Linked DNA regions of Homo sapiens: region 1 is linked to region 2. A link is an interaction called in ENCODE POLR2A ChIA-PET data of the cell type or tissue named here. Cell type or tissue: PC-3. All regions are shown on one strand.

What was found. ChIA-PET counts read pairs that join two places held together with the same protein. Peaks named below come from ENCODE experiments on the same cell type or tissue, not always from the same donor. Only the 100,000 strongest peaks of a DNase experiment are listed, where the experiment ranks them.
Region 1: POLR2A ChIA-PET joins it to region 2 with 5 read pairs; 2 of 35 experiments call an interaction of 5 or more read pairs at or near these places.

Annotation. Positions count from the first base shown.
Region 1 is chr12:117,721,760-117,724,259 of GRCh38, forward strand. The region is part of intron 4 of KSR2 (kinase suppressor of ras 2); the gene reads right to left. Among named protein-coding and RNA genes, the nearest start is that of KSR2, 250 kb to the right of the region's middle. In PC-3, no CTCF peak of the experiment used is centred here; no DNase peak of the experiment used is centred here.
Region 2 is chr12:117,831,659-117,834,158 of GRCh38, forward strand. All of the region lies in intron 3 of KSR2 (kinase suppressor of ras 2), which reads right to left. It overlaps LOC105370011 (a long non-coding RNA gene), which reads left to right and starts at 1,108. Exons shown (of 3, transcript XR_945403.3): 1 at 1,108-1,191. In PC-3, no CTCF peak of the experiment used is centred here; a DNase peak (open chromatin) is centred at 1,553; H3K27ac peaks cover 1,590 bases.

The sequences.
Region 1 (2,500 bases), 110 kb before region 2:
TTAAGTAGATGTCTGCTGAAATTATGCATCTCATGGCCATCCACTGGTACCACCCTTTAAGCAGAGGGAGGTGGGGCAGTTCTTAGAAAAGACTAACATCGGTAGCCGTAAGATGGGGGATCTATTAGTTAGACCAGCAATGTCCAAAAGAACTCTTTATGATAATGGAAATGTTTTATATCTGTGCTGTCCAATATGGCAGCCACCAGCCATATATGGTTATTGAGCACATGAAATACAGCTAGCGCAACTGAAGAATTAAATGTGTAATTCCATTTAATTTTATTTTTTTTTAACATTTTTTTAAGGGTCTCGCTATGTTGCCCAAGTTGGTCTCAAACTGGGTTCAAGTGATCCTCCCGCCTCGTTCTCCTAAGTAGCTGGGACTACAGTTGCATGCCACTACACACTAATTTTAATTCTTTTAAATTTAAATAATTAACACCTATAGCTAGTGGCTACCATATTAGACAATGCAGGCCTAGACATTTCTGCAGGTGGGGGAACCCTAGATGACCTACATCCAAACAGCTTGAGGATATCAGATGTGTGTGAATCAGAGCAACTCCATCTTGAAGAGGAGCTGGGTAAAATGAGGCTGAAACCTACTGGGCGGCATTCCCGGACAGCTAAGGCATTCTAAGTCACAGGATGAGATAGAAGGTCAGCACAAGATACAGGCATCAAGACCTTGCTGATAAAACAGGATGCAGTAAACAAGTTGGCCAAAACCCATCAAAACCAAGATGGCCACAAGAGTGACCTCTAGTCGTCCTCACTGCTACACTCCCACCAGCATCGTGACAGTTTACAAATGCCATGACAACGTCAGAAAGTTACCCTATATGGTCTAAAAAGAAGAGGCATGAATAATCCACCCCTTGTTTAGCATGTAATCAAGAAATAACCATAAAAATGGGCAACCAGTAGCCCTCAGGGCTGCTCTGTCTATGGAGTAGCCATTCTTTCATTCCTTTACTTTTCTAATAAACTTGCTTTCACTTTACTGTATGGATTCACCCTGAATTCTTTCTTGCCCGAGATCTAAGAACCCTCTCTTGGGGTCTGGATCAGGACCCCTTTCCTGTAACAAGGGGACATGGAAGTAGTGAGTCAGAGGAGGCAATGCAGATACTCCCCACTCCATCCCAGATCTCTCCATACCAAGAGAGTGCGAGAAGTATCCCGTATTCCCATGGCTGCAAGGGAAAGCCTGAGGGCCAGTGGATGGCAGGAGTTCTCTATGTCTAGGTGACCACCAGAAAAAGGACCAAAGGGGTGCCATTCAGGAAGTCAATGAGACCAGGCTGCCCCTCAGTGGCAGGGGAGGTTATCAGGATGACCCTGAAGGCAGGCCAGAGGAATCCATCCTCACCATTCACAAAGAGATCACTCACAACCGAAGAATCAAACCAAACCACACCAACACCAGGGAGACCTTCTCTGCTTTAAGCTCTTCCAGCCAAAAGTGAATAAATCTGCCCAAGTTGTCACTAAAAATGGAAAAGAAGACATTCCACGTATCTTAATTAAACTAAAAGTAAACTGCTTTCTTCATTTTATACTTCCATGAGTTTAGATTTTTCAACCAACCCATCACAACAGTTCCCAAGCATGATATACCTGTATAAGTCACTGAATTTAAGCCTCACAACAACCGTAAGAGGTAGATATTATCAACTCCATTTTACAGAGGAATAAACTGAGGCTCAGAAAATGAATGAATCATCCATGATCTCACAGATAAGTGACAAGGCTGGAATGGGAACTCGTATCTTTCTCACTCCAAAATTTTCTTGGATATTGCTAGGCCATCTTTTGGACAATAAAATCATCATTAAAAAAAATAAAAGCTCAAAAAATGCAAGTAAAAAAGTAAAAATTGGTGAAATCCAAATAAGATCTGTACCTAAGTCAACAGTATTGTACCAATGTCAATTTCATACTGTGGTTATGTAAGATACTGTCACTGGGGGAAAGTTGGGGGGAGGATACAAGGAGCATCTGCACTATTTCTTGTGAGTCTTCAACCATTTCATAATATCATTTTTTAAAAAAATCTAATACGGGATTTTTGAAGTTATGCAAATAACATTTATTGTGTATTTCTCACATCAAAGTACTAGTATAGATATCAAGAAAATCTCACATTTTGATAAGTATTTTAAACTCAAGCTGTCTTTAAATCCTGTTCTTACTATTTATTTCAATTTACTCTTTAAAACATAATATGTTTTAAAGATAGGGTTAAATATATATCTTTCGGGCTGGGCGTAGTGGCTCACGCCTGTAATCTCAGCATTTTGGGAGACTGAGGTGGGCGAATCACTTGAGGTCAGGAGTTCGAGACCAGCCTGGCCAACATGGTGAAACCCCGTCTCTACCAAACAATACAAAAATTAGCCAGGCATGGTGGTGTGTGCCTGCAGTCCCAACTACTTAGGAGGCTTACGTGGGAGAATTGCTTGAATTTGGGAGGTGGAAGTTGCAGTGAGCTGAG
Region 2 (2,500 bases):
CCATGCAAGACATTGGACTTTGTATATTTGATTTCACTTAATCCTCAAAACAACCCAAGAGGTAGGGACAGTTATTATCTGAATTTCCACACATGGAAGTGATGGCTCAGGTGAATTCACTTGCCAAAGGCCACACAGCCAAGTACCCCACACAATCCAAGAACACAGGAGGTACTTAATAAATGCTGGTTAAAGCTGAATGCATAGGTCAATTGCCCACTAAGATGTCATCATCCCTTGACTGCCATAACCTTTAGGAACAGCTAACTTGGTTCTATTTTCAAGGGAGCACCATTTAAGATACTTGAGGGTGGTTTTTTCACCTCCTATAAAACTTGTACTGTGGCCGGGTGCAGTGGCTCATGCCTGTAATCCCAGCATTTTGGGAGGCCGAGGCGGGCAGATTACCTGAGGTCAGGAGTTTGAGACTATCCTGGCCAACATGGTGAAACCCCGTCTCTACTAAAAATACAAAAATTAGCTGGGTGTGGTGACGTGCACTGTAATCCTAGCTACTGGGGAGGGTGAGGCAGGAGAATCACTTGAATCCAGGAGGCGGAGTTTGCAGTGAGCCAAGATCATGCCATTGCACTCCAGCCTGGGAGACAAGAGCAAAACTCCATCTCAAAAACAAAACAAAACAAAACAAATCTTGTACCGTGTCCGCATCCACATGTTTTAGGGGAGGAAACCAGAGCTACAAGGCAATTTATTTCAACAGAGAAATTCCCCCCTCTTCTTTGCTAATGGCTACAGATAAAGCTACAGACCCAGCGTCATCAACAAAAGTAGCAATTGACATTTGTTGAGCACAGAGAATGCAGCAGGGCTGAGCTGCAAGCTTTTATCTGCATCACCTCACTGCGTCCTCAATGCCACCATCTAAGGAAGATGCAGGTATTGTTGCAGTGTTCCTGTTACAGAGAGCCACGGAGGTCAGGCCAGTAGCTGCCTGATGTCACAGAGCAAGCTGGAGGCAGGATGGCATCAGCATTCCAATCTGCCCTTTCCAGAGCCCTAGAGAGCAGGGTGCTCCTTCAGACCCCAGGCCTTGTCTCTAGCCCTTCCTAAGTCATCTCACTTCTCCCTACTTCTCACCTTCTGCCTTGGGTCCAACCTACTCCTAGGCTATGAAGCCATCCACCAGCCTTACCTAGGCACAGGCCAATGCACTGCTGCCTGGGACAACAGGTCACTGCAGGTGATGGGTTTACGTCCCTTGAAAATCAGTCTGAACTCTTGAAGTCCACGGGCTTTCAGACAGACCCAGGAGAGACCAGTGGCATGACCCTGGCCAAGTGGCTTCTGCACAGCACGTGGGCTCCCAACAAATACCCTGCCTTCCTTTTGCTCTTTCAGAGCCTTCGTGGGGCGGGGGGTGGTGGAGGCGGGAAGGTGGGGCGGTATGTAGTGGTGGTTTCACCCTAAGTTCTGAGCACAATGCTGGCTTTGTGACTTACCCAAGCTGTGCGGCCTTTGCTAGGCCCAGGCACCTCTCTGAATTCTATCTCCTCCCTTTTTACAAGGGACGGGACAACTCATAGCTTAGAAAGTTGTAATAAAAATCAAAGGAAGTCATCCATGGAAATTCCTCACACATGATGTGTCTAGCACACTGTAAACGTGGACCAATGCCTTATACATAGTAGAGGAATGTTAAATATCTGTGCAGAAACCCTTGGGACAGGAGTGCATTTGGGGGTGGGGGTTGGAGTTTTCTTAGAGACAGGGTCCTGCTCCGCCACCCAGGCAGGAGTGCAGTGGCATGATCATAGCTCACTGCAGCCTCAAACACCTAGGCTCAAGAGATCCTCCAGCCTTGGCCTCCTGAATAGCTGGGACTACAGGCACACACGACCAAGCCCAGCTGATTTTTTTATTCTTTGTAGAGAAGTGGTCTTGCTATGTTGCCCAGGCTAGTCTTGAACTTCAGCCTCAAGCAATCTTCCTGTCACTCAAGCAAGCCTCCCAAGTCACTGGGATTACAAGTATGAGCCATTGTGCCTGGCCAGGGGTGCATTTTAAATCCTCTTTTTCCACATTCAGTGGCATCATGAATATTCAGAAAAGACCACCGGACACTAAGTCCTTCCTTCATGAAGAAATCTACAAGCTCTTTCATCTCAACCTATTTTGAACCCACCTTGATGTCATAATTCCCCTACCGTGATTTCCCAAAAAATCACAGTATCTTGTCTTAGAACCGGCAACACCTGGCGGGGCACTTTGGGAGGCCGAGGCAGGCGGATCGCTTGAGCCCAGGAGTTCAATACCAGCCTGGGCAACATGGTGAAACCCTGTCTGTACAAAAAAAAAAATTTTCATTAAAAAAATTAGCCAGGTATGGTGGCATACCCCTATAGTTCCAACTACTCTGGGGGCTGAGGGAGGAGGACGGCTTGAGCCTGGCAGGCAAAGGTTGCAGTGAGCCAAGATCAGGCTACTGCACTCAAGCCTGGGCAAGAGAGTGAGACCCTGTCTCAAAAAAAATAAAAAAAAA